2 separate regions of the Homo sapiens genome follow, and region 2 is linked to region 1. Evidence: chromatin contacts called from ENCODE Hi-C or POLR2A ChIA-PET data. All regions are on one chromosome and are shown on one strand. The core of a region is the stretch at or near the end of the contact, and the rest is flanking DNA. Distances in the headings are between cores, read along the strand shown. Region 1 holds the start of LOC124903065 (a long non-coding RNA gene). Region 2 holds the start of ZNF26 (zinc finger protein 26).

Region 1 (7,816 bases), core at 3,151-5,650:
GACCCGGCAGACCCCACATCACTGACACGTAAGACCCCAGATGACGAGGCCTGCACATCTCCTGTGACGGACAGCTGAGACCCCGTACCACTGCCCGGACCCAGCCCTGGCCCAATGGGGCTCGCACCTCCAAAGCCCACGTCCACACGTTCCGAGCCCGCCGTCCCATCGCAAACATCCGGGGGCCGCCACTGCGCCTAACGACCGCCCATCTCTGACGCCTCGGGTCGGCGTTTGATTTTTAACCCAAGAAAAGAGTAAAAGTCAAGCGGAAATCAACGCAGAAGCGGTGCTGCAGCCTCTGAGCTTCCTGACGGCCGTGTCCAGAGCCGGGCTCCTCCTCCGGCGGCAGCCGCCGGGCTCACTTCAGTGCGCTCAGCTTCTCGCGGGGACAAGCGTCTGGGCGGGGACGGCCCGAGGCGGGGGTGTGGCGAGGCTGGAGAACGCTGAAAGCTGGTGGGCTTGGGAAGACAAACGACGCTCTGAAATTTGGCTCCCAGGTAATACGTTCCGGCACTTCGCGGCGGCTCAGTCAGCGCTGCTGGGTTCCACCCCTCCTATGCGTTGCTCAGGGACAGGTTTCTTAGTGACAGGCCCCTCACTATTCCCATTGGCCAGGACGCCCAAGGCCCACGCAGCCGTTGGCTAAAATTGTTGTCTGTTTCAGACACGTTGGCGAATTCCCCGCCTCTACGTTGCCGGGAGACAGCATGTTGCCTAGCAGCGTGCGGCTCCCATTGCCTTTGGGCGCGGCTCTCCGCCCCGACCCGCCCCTCTGGGACCCATCCGGGTCTGCGCCTCAGCTAGACAGGGCGGGCTGCGGCGCGCAGTCTTAGGCGTGCGCTTCGGGGAAGGGGCCCTCGCGTGGGAGGAGCGCGTCTGCGAGGGATGCGCCGGCGCAGGCGAGACCCGGAGCCGCGTGGTCTCTGCGCAGTGCGTCGTGTGGGGCGGCCGACCCCGGCCCGGGTTTCCCTGCTCGTTTTCGTCCGGGCGGGCGTCTTGGTTCCCGTTCCAGGCCAGCCCCATCCTAGGTCGCTGCTTCATCCAGCGCTTGGGGCATTTGTGTCGTTGGCGTTGTTTTCCTCTTAACTACAAACTTTAAATGTGTTCATCTACTCGTGACGGCGAGTTTAGCAGACTTTCATTCCCAGAAGACGTGTCACACGATCTGTATATTTTTCATACAGAAATTGACGGACGTCGTTACTTCTAAATTTCCACAGGGGCTGGTTCATCCCGCGGCTTTACCTAGAGAAAAACGTCTGAGGCCGGGCGCGGCGGCTCCCGCCTGTAATCCCAACACTTTGGGAGGCCGAGGCGGGCGAATCACGAGGTCAGGAGTTCGAGACCAGACTGGCCAACATGGTGAAACCTCGTCTCTACTAAAAATACAAAAAAAAAAAAAAAAAAAAAAAAAAAAAAAAATAGCCGGGCGTGGCGGCGCATGCCTGTAATCCCAGCTACTCAGGAGGCTGAGGCAGGAGAATCGCTTGAACCCGAGATGGTGCCACTGCACTCCAGCATGGGCGATAGAGCGAGACTCCGTCTCAAAAAATAATAATAAAATAAAAACCATGGACAATGGGAGGAGAACATCACACACCGGGGCCTGTCGGGGGTGGGGGGCCAGGGGAGGGATAGCATCAGGAGAAATACGTAATGTAGATAACTGGTTGATGGGTGCAGCAAACCACCATGGCACGTGTATACCTATGTAACAAACCTGCAGGTTCTGCACATGTACCCCAGAACTTAAAGTATAATTTTAAAAAGAGAGAGAGAAGCGTCTGAGCGTTTCTCAGGGACGGCGGGTGGCAGCCAGGACGGGCTGGGGCGGTGAAGTGCGGGGCGGGAAGCGACGCGTGCGCCTCCTGCGCTGGCTTCTGTGAAAGGAGGGACTGATTGGAGATCACTGCTGAAAAGTGGACTACGCATCAGTGAATAGTTAGTGAAATATGAGCTTCTACATTCAAAACCATTTGTGCTTTAAAGATTTTGTTTCACCATGGTATCGTATTTATCTGAATCCTATGTTGCTTTTGCTTTGTAATCTGAATTGTCTGTCACTCCCCCAGTCTCAGTTTTTTGTTAACTGTTCAATATTCATAGAAATGTCTCTACATGGGACCCTTTAACAGAGAGAGTAATCTGTCATAGCAAGTATTTCCTGAGTAGTTTCACTGATTCTATGTTTTTAGCAGGTCAATGTTTTCCTGGTTAGTTTTATGATTTTATCTCAATTTTTACCAGTTTGTAACCAGAACTGGAGTATTAATGAGAAGATATATAATTGTAAGTAAATATTCTATTTATTAGAAGAATAAATCACCCTGACAGTCAACAAATAATCTTTTTAAAATTTTTCATTGATGTATTGATTTATTTATTAGAGGGAGAGTCTCTGTCGCCTCATCTGGAGTGCAGTGGTGCCATCATAGCTCACTTCAGCCTCGAACTCCTGGGCTCAAGTGGTCCTCCCGCCTTAGCCTCCCAAGTAGCTGAGACTACAGGCACGTGCCACTGCGTCAGGCTGATTTTTGTATTTTTATTGGAGATGAGGTCTGCCTAGGTTGCCCAGGCTGGTCTCAAACGCCTGGGCTCAAGCCATCCTCCCGCCTCAGCCTCGCAGAGTGCTGGGATTAGAGGCACGAGCCACCACACTCGGCAATAATAACAATCTTTTTAATGGATCCACTCAAACAAAATAGAACCTGCTCAACTAAAATTTCCTGTCTATCCTCAAATAATATTAAAAACCATCCTATCTTAATATGAATTACCCTAAAATCTATTATTGGCAAATATAAGTTTTCAGTACATCAGTGAATGCTGAAGTTAGTTATATTGGGGAAACTGGCTTTTGAAATATATTTTTTAATCGATTGTAGATAGCATTGTGTGTTCAGAAGCTGTGATGGAAGTGGCATTCTACACCGGACATCTGCTGATACAATACACATCTCTATAGAATCTACTTATTATAAGGACCACTTCATGTATTATCATTATGAAAATCATGATCTGCGAAAATAGGAAGAAAATTAAAGCTAGAAATGTATGTGATTTAATCTCTCTGTTTTGGCTGGCCTCAATTCTGCAGCTTCCTAACACGTTTGAAGCAAGGGTCCTTGCCTGTGATTGTATTATTAATACATTCTATGTAAGCTTAGTTTAAATGATATTGTTCCAGCCAGGCGTGGTGGCACCTATAGTAACAGCTACTCAGGAGGCTGAGGTGGGAGGATCCCTTGATCCTAGGAATTCGAGGCTTCAGTGAGCTATAATGGTGCCAGTGCACTCCAGCCTGGGTGACAGCAACACCCTGAAAAAAAATTAAAAATAAGATAAAATGATATTGTTCATGTGAAAGAATGCCCATTCTTTTGCAAAGATAGTGCTCTTTTGGTAGCTTTTAGAAGTTTTGGATTTGGAAGTTGAGTTCTTCAAGTTCATTATTATTCAGGGTTGTATTTACAATTCTAGGTTTACAAACAGTTTGTCAACATCTACGAAATTAATTGCGGGGATTTTTGTCGGAGCGGCACCAACTCTACAGTTGGGAAGAATTGACATCTTAGCAATATTGTGACTACAATAATGAAAAAGGAGTATGCTCCGGTTATGTTTTCCTTTTTTTTCTCTCTTTCTCTCTCTTTCTTTTCCGTCCCTCCTTTCCTTCCTTCCTTCCCTCCCTCCCTCCCTTAAGATAGAGTCTCCCTCTGTTCCCCCGGCTGGAGTGCAGTGGCCCCATCATGGCTCACTGCAACCTCCCTCTCCAGGGCTCAAGCCATCCTTCCATCTCAGCCTCCCGAGTAGCCGGGACTACAGCCGCACACCACCAAGCCAGTCTAATTTTTGTATTTTTAGTAACGACAGGGCTTGGCCATATTTCCCAGGCTCCTCTGGACTCCTGACCTCAGGCGAGCCCTCTGTGCTCCGGACCTTCCGGAGTGCTGGGATTACAGGTGTGAGCCACTGCGCCGGCCTACGTTTTCTTTTAATAGTGTTTCATAGTTTTCTGGATACAGATGGTTTCATATTTTGTTAGAGCAAGGATTTCTTGGATTTGTTGTATCCAAGGATTTCTTTTTGTTGTTTTATTGCAAACGGTAGGCCTTTAAAGTTTTCCAGTTTCAGTTGACTTTAATATATTGGCTTTGTACTTTTGCTTCTTGTTACCTCCCCCACTCCTATCAAGCCACAGAAGAGGAGGCTCCACCGCACTTTTGATCTCCAAAATTATAGTTTAGGAGATACGGTTCAGAAAAGAGCGGGGAGGCGCGCTTCTTTCGCTGATGGGGTGCGCTCAGCTCCTGCGCTGCCCCTGGTGGCCGGCAGGGCGCGCCCAACCCTACGATTGTGGCTCGTGGCGCGCATGCGCATTCCGCCCGCGGCGTCGCCACAGGGTGAGGGAGCTTGGCTTCCTGAGAAGCCACCCAGGAGCCCCGGCTTGGGGATGACTTGAGGCCGCGTCTTCGGTGAGGAAAAGCTTCCCAGAGGAACTCTGCCGGGGAATCTCTAGAGTCATTGTCCTTTTTTAAAAATGTTTTTATAGGCCGGGCGCGGTGGCTCTCGCCTGTAATCCCAGCACTTTGGGAGGCCGAGGCGGGTAGATCATGAGGTCAGGATATCCAGACCAGCCTGGCCAACAAGGTGAAATCCAGTCTCTACTAAAAATACAAAAATTAGCCGGGCGTGGTGCCGCGCGCCTGTAATCCCAGCTACTCAGGAGGCTGAGGCAGGGGAATTGCTTGAACCTGGGTGGCCGAGGTTGCAGTGAGCCGAGATCGTGCCATTGCACTCCAGCCTGGGCAACTTGAGCAAGACTCCGTCTCTAAATAAATAAATAAATAAATAACGTTTTTTCGCTTTTTTTTTTTTTTTCTCTGAGACAGAGTCTGTTTCTGTCGCCCAGGCTGGAGGTGGTTTCGGCTCACTGCAACCGCCGCCTCCCGGGTTCAAGCGATTCTCCTGCCTCAGCCTCCAGGGTAGCTGGGATTACAGGCTCCCGCCACCACGCCCAGCTAATTTTTGTATTTGTAGTAGAGATGGGGTTTCACCATCTTGGCCAGGCTGGTCTTGAACTCCTGACCTTGTGATCCATCCGCCTCGGCCTCCCAAAGTGCTGAGATTACAGGCATGAGCCGCTGTGCCCCGCCATGCGCCGCATTTTCTTTCTTTCTTTCTTTTTTTTTTTTTTTTTTTGAGACGGAGTCTCGCTCTGTTGCCCAGGCTGGAGTGCAGTGGCGCGATCTCAGCTCATTGCAACCTCCACCTCCCGGGTTCACGCCATTCTCCTGTCTCAGCCTCTCCAGTAGCTGGGACTGCAGGCGCCCGCCACCACGCCCGGCTAATTTTTTGTATTTTTAGTAGAGACGGGGGTTTCACCGTGTCAGCCAGGATGGTCTCGATCTCCTGACCTCATGATCCGCCCGCCTGGGCCTCCCAAAGTACTGGGATTACAGGCGCCGCATTTTCTTATCCATTCATCTGTTGATGGACATTTAGGTTGCTTCCAAATCTTGGCTGTTGTGAACAGTGCTGCAGCAAACATGGCAGTGCAGACATCTCTTAGACATGCTGATTCCCTTTCCGGTATCTAGCCATCAGGGATTGCTGGAGCTTGTGGTAGCTCAATTTTTAGTTTTCTGAGGTACCTCCAAACAGTTCTCGGTAGTGGTTGTACTAATTTACATTCCTTCCAACCGTGTATGAGGGTTCCCTTTTCTCCACGTCCACCAGAGACACTTTCCTTAAATTCATAAGCAGAGATTCCCTCATGTTCTGGAATGTTCCCATGCGTTATTCTTTACTTTCTCTGGAAAGTAAAGATCTCGGAGTGAGATCTGTTTTAGGCATTTCCCTTCACAGAGGGGTTGGCAGCGGGAAACAGAGAGCACCTGGTGTTTCCTTAATCAGGATTGTTCTGGGAGGAAATCCATGCAAGTCCAGAGAAGTGCGTGGCCCAGGTGAGACTTGCAGAGAACAGTGTTCGTGCCTACAGCTTGGGGAGTCTGGGAGAAGGAAAATGAGCACTCCTGTGGATGTGCTTTATTCATTTCTTCCTGTCTTATTTTCCCTACAGGGTTAAAGTAGTTGTAAAGAAGAAAGTTTTGCAAAGTACATGTATTAAAACTCAAAACATTAGGCCAGGTGCAGTGGCTCATGCCTGTAATCCCAGCATTTTGGGAGGCTGAGGTGGGCAGATCACACGGTCATTAGATCGAGACCATCCTGGCTAACACGGTGAAACCCCGTCCCTACTAAAAATACAAAAATTAGCCGGGCGTGGTGGCACGCGCCTGTAGTCCCAGCTACTCGGGAGGCTGAGGCAGGAGAATTGCTTAAACCCAGAAGGCAGAGGTTGCAGTCAGCCGAGATTGCGCCATTGCACTCCAGCCTGGGCAACAGAGCAAGACTCTGTCTCAAAATAAAAAATAATAAAATAGAATAAAAATCATTATTTCCACTTAAAATAGTTCATAGCGGCTGGGCACAGTGGCTCACACCAGTAATCCCAGCACTTTGGGAGGCCAAGGCAGGCAGATCACCTGAGGTCAGGAGTTCAAGACCAGCCTGGCCAACATGGTGAAACCCTGTCTCTACTAAAAATACAAAAAAAAGCAGCTGGGTATGGTGGTGCATGCCAGTAGTCCCAGCTACTAGGGAGGCTGAGGCAGGAGAATCGCTTGAACCCGGGAGGCAGAGGTTGCAGTGATCCCAGATCCCGCCACTGCACTCCAGCCTGGGCAATAGAATGAGACTCCATCTCAAAAAAAAAAAAAAAGTTCATATCAAAAGGAAAATATAGGCTGCTCTGCCTGTGGAGTAGCTATTCTTTTGTTTCTTTACATCTCTAATAAACTTGCTTTCACTTACAAAAAAAAAAAAAAAAAAAAAAGGAAAATCCTAGCACTCTGGGAAGCTGAGGCAGGCAGATCACCTAAGGTCAGGAGTTCGAGACCAGAATACAAAAATTAGCCGGGTGTGGTGGTGCATGCCTGTAATCCCAGCTACTCAGGAGGCTGAGACAGGAGAGTTGCTTGAAACTGGGAAGCGGAAGAGGTTGCAGTGAGCCGAGATCATGCCACTGCACTCCAGCCTGGGCAACAGAGCAAGACTCCATCTCAAAAAAAAAAAAAAAAGGGCTGGGCACGGTGGCTCATGCCTGTAATCCCAGCAGTTTGGGAGGCCAAGGCAGGCAGATCACCTGAGGTCAGGAGTTCGAGCCCAGCCTGGCCAACATGGAGAAACCCTGTCTCTACTAAAAATATAAAATTAACTGGGTGTGGTGGCACATGCCTGTAATCCGAGCTACTGGGGATGCTAAGGCAGGAGAATCGCTTGAACCAGGGAGGTGGAGGTTGTGGTGAGCCGAGATTGCGCCACTGCACTCCAGCCTGGGCAACAGTAGCGAAACTCTGTCTCAAAAAAAAAAAAAAAGAAAATGTAAAAGGTAATTTTACTTTTCTGGTTTTAATAGAAGCAAATTCCTCAGTAATCTTTTTTTTTTTTTTTTTGAGACAGAGTCTCTCGCTCTGTACCCAGGCTGGAGTGCAGTGGCCGATCTCGGCTCACTGCAGCCTGCGCCTCCCGGGTTCAAGCAATTCTCCTGCCTCAGCCTCCCGAGTAGCTAGGACTACAGGAGTGCGCTGCCACATCTGGCTAATTTTTGTATTTTTTAGTAGAGACAAGGTTTCATCAGGTCGGGCAGGATGGTCTTGATCTCCTGACCTTGTGATCTGCCCATCCCAGCCTCCCAAAGTGCTGGGATTACAGGCATGAGCCACCGCACCCAGCCCATCAGTAATCTTTT
Region 2 (7,816 bases), core at 3,303-5,802, 81 kb before region 1:
CCACTGCACTCCAGCCTGGGTGACAGAGTGAGACTCTATCAAAAAAATAAAAAGAAAAAAGGACAATAAAGGAACATCATACTATGTACAATTCTACGTCCACACATTTCATGACCTAGATGAAACAGACCAAATCCCTGAAAGACACAATCTGCCAAAACTGAACAAAAAGAAACAGACACTCTAATAAGCCTAAATTGAATCAAAAATTAAGAATCACCCAAACCAGAAAGTGCCAGGCCAAGATGGGTTCACTCACTGGTGAAGTCTACCAAACATTTAAGGAAAAAAATCACACCAATCTTTTTTTCCCTCTACAATATTTTTCAGAAGATAAAGGCAGAGGGAATCCTAACTCAGTCTATAAAGACAGCATCGCTCTAATACCAAAACCAGACAGAAACCCTAGAAAACTACAGAAAAATTATCTCATAAATATAGATACAAAAATCCTCAACAAAATACTAGAAAATAAAATACAACAATGTATAAAAACAAGTGTACACCACAGCCAAGTGGGATTTATTCCTGGTATGTAAGGTTGGTTCAATACTTGAATCAGTTCCATCGTATCAAATGACTAAAGAAGAAAAAGCATAGATAGATGCAGAAAAAACTTTTTTTCTTTTTTGAGACAGGGTCTCGCTCTGTCACCCAGGCTGGAGTGCAGTGGTGCAAACATGGCTCACAGCAGCCTCAACCTCCCAGGCTCAAGCAATCCTTCCACTTCAGCCTCCTCAGTAGCTGAGACTACAGGCATGTGTCACCACGCCCAGCTATTTTGTTTTTTAATTTTTTGTAGAGATGGGGTCTCACTATGTTGCCCAGGCTGGTCCTGAATTCCTAGGCTAAAGCTATCCTCCTGCCTCAGCCTCCCAAAGTGATTACAGGTGTGAGCCACATCTGGCCCAGAAAAAAAATCTGACAAAATCCAACCCCATTCACAATTAACAACAACAAAAACCCTCACTAAACTAGGAACAAGGGTCTTTCTCAACTTGATAGAGAATATCTACCAAGAAAAATGCTACAACTAACATCATACTTAACTGTGAGAAACTTGAAGCTTTCCCACTAAGATCAACAAGGCAAAATGTATCTTTAATCCCCTCTCACCACTCTTTTTCAACATTGTACTGGAAGTCCTATCTGAGGCAAAAAAACAAGAACAGAAAATACAGGATGAGAATCCCTGTTCCAAAAACCTGAAATCTAAATGCTCCAAAATTCAAAACGTTTTGAGTCCTCACACGTGGAAAATCCCACACATTAACTTAATACAACCTTTGTTTCACACACAAAATTATTTAAAATACTGTATAAAATTACCTTCAGGCTGTACGTATAAAGTATATATGAAACATAAACAAATTCTGTGTTTAGACTTGGGTCCCATCCCCAAGATATCTTATGTATATGTAAATAGTCCAAGATCTGAAAAAATCCAAAATCCAAAACAATTCTGGTCTTAAGCATTTTGAATAAAAGATACTTAACCTGTAAAATGTATAATGACTGTGAAGGAAGGAATAAAACTTTGTTCACAGATGGCATAATTGTGCAAAGTCCAAAAGAATTCACCAGACCCGGCACGGTGGCTCATGGCTGTAATCCTAGCACTTTAGGAGGCCGAGGTGGGCTGATCACGAGGTCAGGAGATCGAGACCATCCTGCTAACACAGTGAAACTCCATTTCTACTAAAAATACAAAAAAATTAGATGGGCGTGGTGGCACATGCCTGTAGTACCAGCTACTCAGGAGGCTCAGGCAGGAGAATCGCTTGAACCCAGGAGGTGGAGGTTGCAGTGAGCCGAGATTGTGCCACTGCACTCCAGCCTGGCCAACAGCGAGACTCTGTCTCAAAAAAAAAAAAAAAAAAAAAAAAAAAATTCACCGAAAGACTCCTGGAACTACATGATTATACCAAGGTTGCAGGATACAAAGTTAATATACAAAAGTCAACCCCTTTCCTGTACACAGGTGTAAGCTGAATTTGAAATAAAAAACACAATACCATTTACAGTAGCACCCACAAAAATTAAATACTTAGGTGTAAGTCTAACAAAATATATAATGATACTATATAAAATCTATATGAGAAAAACTACCAAACACTGCTGAATGAAAACTAAGAACTAGATAGAGAGATATAACATGTTCATGGATAGGAAGACTCAATATTCAAGACTTCAGCTCTTCCCAACTTGATCTACAGATTGAATGCACTGTCAGTTAAAATCCCAGCAAGTTATTTTGCAGATGTTGACAAACTGATTATAAAGTTCAGACAGACAAAAGACTTAGATTAGCTAACAGGATACGGAAGCAGAAGAATACATTTGGGAGAATGAACCTGACTTCAAGACTTATAGGCTGGGCATGGTGGCTCACACCTGTTATCCCACCAATGCTTTGGGAGGCCAAGGAGGAAGAAGTGCTTGAGGCCAAGAGTTGCAGGCCAGCCAGGGCAACACAGTGAGACCCTATCTGTACAAAAAAAAAAAAAAATTTTTAATTAGCCTGATGTGGTGGCATATGCCTGTAATCCCAGCTACTCAGGAGGCTGAGGTGGAGGATCCCTTGAGCCCGGGAGTTCGAGGCTGCAGTGAGTTGTGACTGTTCCACTGCACTCCAACCTGGGCAACAGAGTGAGATCCTGCCTTGAAAAAAAAACAAAAGATTTACTATAAAGACCAGCCTGGGCAACATGGCTAAACTCCATCGCTACAAAATATACAAAAATTACCCGGACTGGGTGGCATGTGCCTGTAATCCCAGCTACTCGGGAGGCTGAGGCTCAAGAATCGCTCGAACCCGGGAGGCAGAGGTTGCAGTGAGCCGAGATCGCGCCACTGCACTCCAGCCTGGGCGACAGAGCGAGACTCCGTCTCAAAAAAATAAAAAAAGACTTATTACAAAGCTACAAAAATCAAGACAGTGTGGCAGTGTGGTATTAGTGAAACAACAAATAGATCAATAGAACTCAATAAAGAGCCCAGAAATAGACCCATATAAATATAGTCAACTGATCTCTGACAAAGGAACAAACTCACAGGGGGAGAAATCCACTCCTAACTTTCTCTCGTTTCTTTAGCACAACAGCCTTTCTCCACCGTGTGTCCTTTCCTTTCATTAACCTGAGTCCTCACCTCGGTCCTCTTGAGGGTTCCAGTTGGTCACACTCTGAGCTTCCACGAATACAATAAGGTGTCTTTATGTATTTCCAGTTTAGACCTCCCATGTGAGTTACAGGCTGAAATACAGGCATTGGATATTCAACACCTGCGAAAGTCATTCCCAGGGTCCCTCTTCCAATAGCATTCCTAGTCTCCGGCTGTATAGCTCAATGGTAGAGCACCACATCCGGCAACGTCGTCAACACCACTCACCGAGGGCAAAGGATTTGGCAATCAAATCACTTGTAAAGACTCCCCTCTGGTTCACTCCATCAATAATTCATAAAGTCCCGATGATCCACTGGCCCGCCCCTTACCTTTCGGACTCTCGAGCTCCGCTCCTAGCCTTTTCTCCCTATTCATTCACCTGTAATTGCGTCCATAGTTCACTAGACTACCCTCTCCACCAAACCAAAGCTCCTCTAAAATTAGGAACATACATAATTTATCTCTGCATTGCCAGCACCAGCCTTAGAGTCCAGCAGACAAAAGGACACTCCATAAACAAGCATTTGGCCAAACGAAAAAGGAGGAACTGATCATTTCTCCAGCTAAGTTCTAAGGGTCTCCATAAGACAACTTTGTGTAGAAAACATGAAATGATGGAGGATCCTCAGACTTCAGGGCCCGCAGCTGGCCATGAAGTGCAGTATAACTGCCCGTCACAGAATACCACAGGCACGTTTCTGCAGGGCCAGAGCTTGGGCGAGCTTCAGAGGCGCTTTGGTTTGGTGGGGAGGGTAGTCTAGTAAACTACGCACACAATTACAGCTGAATGTGAGTTCAGTTCCCGGAGTAACCCTGAAGAGATTAACGTGGCCACCCTCAGTATCCAGTCGAATTTTAAACACGGAAAGTCTCTACTTACCCAGCACGAAGCTGTCCGGAAACTGGTGGCCATCCCCACGCCCACGTTCGCGCGCTGCCTGCGGGGGCAGGACCCGCGGGCTGCGGAGAGACCGTGAGGGATGCGTCCGCCCGAAGACAGGTGCGGGACCAGGGCCCCAGGCTCCTGACCGTCCCGGGGCCGAGTCGTTGGCAGGGACGCCGGCTCCTCAGCTCTCGCCCAACACAGACCGCGCGTGACTAGACAACCTCCCGGTCTGGGTACCAGGAGTCGCACGGATGGATTTGTGCCTTTCCGTGGCCCTGACTCGGGAGAGCAGGAGGCTGATCTGGCCCCGTCCACGCCCCGGACCGACGGAAGTGTTTAGCTGGTCAAGTCTCTGGTCTGCCCAGGATAATCCGAGCCGCTTAGCTCCGCGCCTCCGCGGCCACAGAGACTCAGCCAGGTACACCCGCTGGCCAGATTCCGGTCCACTGAGTCTAAGCCGGAAACAGCCCTGCACGCGCGCACCCGACTAAGGCCGGGAGTGCGGCGCATGCGGAAGTGCGTCCTGCGTCGATGCGCCAGGACGCGAAGGCGCCGGAAAAACTACATCTCCCACAATCCTCGGAGAAGGCTCCCTCGTTACAGGCCTGGCTTCCAGCTGCCGCGGATCTAGAGAGGGGCACAGCCTGACGGGAAAGGAAGGCTGGGAGGGGGCTCCGCCAGCGGCACCTGGTTCACCCTCCCACGGCTGCGCCAGGTTCAGTACCATCCTCGGAGCCTGGACGCCCAGTTTCCCAGGGCCTGTAGAACTGACTCAGAGTCCGACCCCAGCAGAGACGCAGGCGTGCTGAGGTTTTGATATCAAACAAGATAGGGTTCAGACCAGAAGGCACAGCAAAAAAGGACGCTTTGTAAAGCTAAAAGCTGCAGTTCATAGGGTTAAATAACAGTTTTGAATATCAGTGCACCAAATAATACAGTAACCAACTTCATAAAGGAGAAACTATAGTAGATGTGAAAAACAAATAAATAGAACCACACCAGTAATGAAACTGCCTTTGCAAAAATTATATCAGTGAGAAAATTATAGCAGTGGGGGAGGTCTAATCTAACCAAACCCCCAACTCTGCGCGCCTTTGGCTGTCAAGATGCCTTCATTATTCCTGGGCTTAGGCCAAGCTAACTTTGGAAGACATTTAGGTTATAGTTCAAATGATAGCCCTTTTCCAAAACCCAACTGCCTTTGTAAAACCTATGAGAGACCACCAAGCTAGCGGGAGGAGAGGAGCCTGAATTCTGCTAAGATGTGGATTGGTCACAAGACACGCAACTTCCCCAGTTACTCCTACAGATAACACCACTATTGTAGATTGGCCTTTTGAGATTTAAAAATGTGCAAAATGGCCAGGCACGATGGCTCACGTCTGTAATCCCAGCATTTTGGAGGGCTGAGGTGGGTGGATCGCATGAGCCCAGGAGTTGGAGACTAGCCTGGGCAACATGGTGAAACCTCGTCTCTACAAAACATATCAAAAGTAAGCCGGATGTGGTGGCATGCATCTGTAGTCTCAGCTACTTGGGGGGCTAAGGCAGCAGAATTGCTTGAGCCCGTGAGGTGGAGGTTGCAGTGAGCCGAGATTGCACCATTGCACTCCAGCCTCGATGACAGGAGTGAAACCCTGTCTCAAAAAAAAAAAAAAAAAAAAAGTGCCAAACATCTGAATAGACATTTCTCAAAAGAAGACATACAAATGGCAAACAGGTATATGAAAAGGTACACAATATAATTGATCATCAGAGAAATGCAAATCAAAACTACAACGAGATATTATCTCACCCCAGTTAAAATGGCTTTTATCCAAAAGACAAGCAATAATAAATGCTGGTGAGGATATGGGGAAAAGGGAACCCTGGTACATTCTTGGTGGGAATGTAAATTAGTACAACCACTATGGAGAACAGTTTGGAGGTTCCTCAAAAAAATAAAAATAGAGCTACCATACAATGCAGCTATCCCACTCCTAGGTATATACCCGAAAGAAAGAAAATCAGTATATCCAAGAGCTGTCTGCACTCCCTTGTTGACTGCAGCACTATTCACAATAGCCAAGATTTGGAAGTAACCGAAGTGTCAATCAACAGGTTAATGAATAAAGAAAATGTGGTACATATACACAATGGAGTACTAGGAAGCCATAAAAAAGAATGAGATCCTGTCATTTGCAACAACATGGATGGAACTGGAGATCATTATATTAAGTGAAATAAGCGAGGCAGAGAAGACAAACTTCACATATTCTCACTTATTTGTGAGAGCCAAAAATTAAAACAATTGAACTCATGGTGATAGAGAGTAGAAAGATGGTTACCAGCAGCTGGGAGGGTAGTGGGACACTGTGGGGGATGGAAATAGTCATTTGGCAGAAAAAATAGTTAGAATAAGACCTAGTATTTTCTAGCACAACAGGATATACTCAAAAATAATTTAATTGTACATTTTAACATAACTAAAAGTATAATTGGATTGCTTGTAACACAAAGGATAAATGCTTAAGGGTACCCCATTTTCCCTGATGTGATTTTTATGCATTGCATAATAATCATTGCATTATAATATGCATTCTATATCAAAATATCTCATGTAATCCATAAATGTATACACCTACTATGTACTCATAATAATTAAAAATTAAAAAAATTAGCCAGGTGTGGTGGCATACACCTGTAATCCCAGCTACTTGGGAGGCTGAGGCAGGAGAAATGCTTGATCCTGAGAGGTTGAGGCTGCAGTGAGCCATGATCCCACCACTGCGTTCCAGTCTGGGCAACACAATGAGACCCTGTCTCAAAAAAAGAAATTAATTAATTAAAAATTTTCCCACAGAGAAAATCTGGGAATGGATGGCTCCACTAGTGAGTTCCATCAAATACTTAAAGAAGAAAGGATAATTCTTTACAAATTCTTTCAGAAAATAGATGAGAGGGAATACTTCCCAACTTATTCTATGAAGCCAGTATTATTCTCATACCAGAGCTAGACAAAGACATCACGAGGGAAAAACAAAACAGAGCTACACACCAATATTCCTATGGTGTGTAGTACCATAGACATAGACACAAAAATTCTTAAGGCTTGAGAAAACTCTTTTTCTCCTGAAACTGGTTTTGCAGGTGGTTACTCATGTGAAAACTTACCAAATTGTTTAAATACATGCAGTTTATTCTATATCACTTTATAACTTAATAAAGCTGTTTAAGAAAAATGTTAGTAAGCTGAATCTGGCAACATACAAAAAGGATTTTGTAAAATGACCAAATGGAATATATACCAAGAATGAAAGATTGGTTCAACACTGAAAATCAGTATAATAAAAAACAAAAACTATGTGACTATTTCAATAGATGCAGCAAAAGGCATTTAGCAAAACCAACGTCTATTCATGGCAAAAACTCTCAACAATCTAGGAATAAAAGGGAATTTCCTCAACTTGATAATGGGCATTTTTTAAAAACCCTAGCTAACATCCTACAGAATGGTGAAAGACTGAGTGTTTTTCCCCTATAATAGGAAACAAGCAAGGGTGTCTGCTTTCAACACTTCTGTTCAAAGTTGCACTGGATGTTCTAGCCGGTTCTGTTCCACGTTGCACTGGATGTTCTAGCCAGTTCTGTTCCACGTTGCACTGGATGTTCTAGCCGGTTCTGATCCACGTTGCACTGGATGTTCTAGCCGGTTCTGATCCACGTTGCACTGGATGTTCTAGTCGGTTCTGTTCCACGTTGTACTGGATGTTCTAGCCGGTTCTG

The links. Hi-C counts contacts between places; a loop is a spot of excess contacts on that map. ChIA-PET counts read pairs that join two places held with the same protein, here RNA polymerase II (POLR2A). Pooled maps may share reads with other maps.
Region 2: a loop to region 1 is called in a pooled map, with 3 times the contacts of the local background. The contact joins the promoter of ZNF26 here to the enhancer-like site in region 1. A Hi-C loop is called at or near these places in 9 of 168 maps with a recorded cell type or tissue (B cell, CD4-positive, alpha-beta T cell, CD4-positive, alpha-beta memory T cell and 3 more), 12 of 37 single-sample maps with no recorded cell type and 26 of 50 pooled maps. POLR2A ChIA-PET finds 5 or more read pairs at or near these places in 12 of 52 experiments (B cell, CD4-positive, alpha-beta T cell, CD4-positive, alpha-beta memory T cell and 8 more).

What each region holds. Positions count from the first base shown.
Region 1 is chr12:132,901,460-132,909,275 of GRCh38, reverse strand. It overlaps LOC124903065 (a long non-coding RNA gene), which reads right to left and starts at 608. Exons shown (of 2, transcript XR_007063553.1): 1 at 128-608. RefSeq lists a silencer at 835-884, a cis regulatory region at 7,433 and an enhancer at 7,349-7,518. Within about 2 kb of position 4,400, at least 2 of the 41 ENCODE cell types and tissues checked have a DNase peak (open chromatin) inside an H3K27ac peak, as active enhancers do.
Region 2 is chr12:132,983,103-132,990,918 of GRCh38, reverse strand. It overlaps ZNF26 (zinc finger protein 26), which reads right to left and starts at 4,552. Exons shown (of 4, transcript NM_019591.4): 1 at 4,046-4,552. The coding sequence starts at 4,078. LOC124903064 (a long non-coding RNA gene) reads right to left here. Exons shown (of 2, transcript XR_007063552.1): 2 at 7,209-7,816. RefSeq lists enhancers at 3,932-3,981, 3,707-4,206, 4,462-4,931.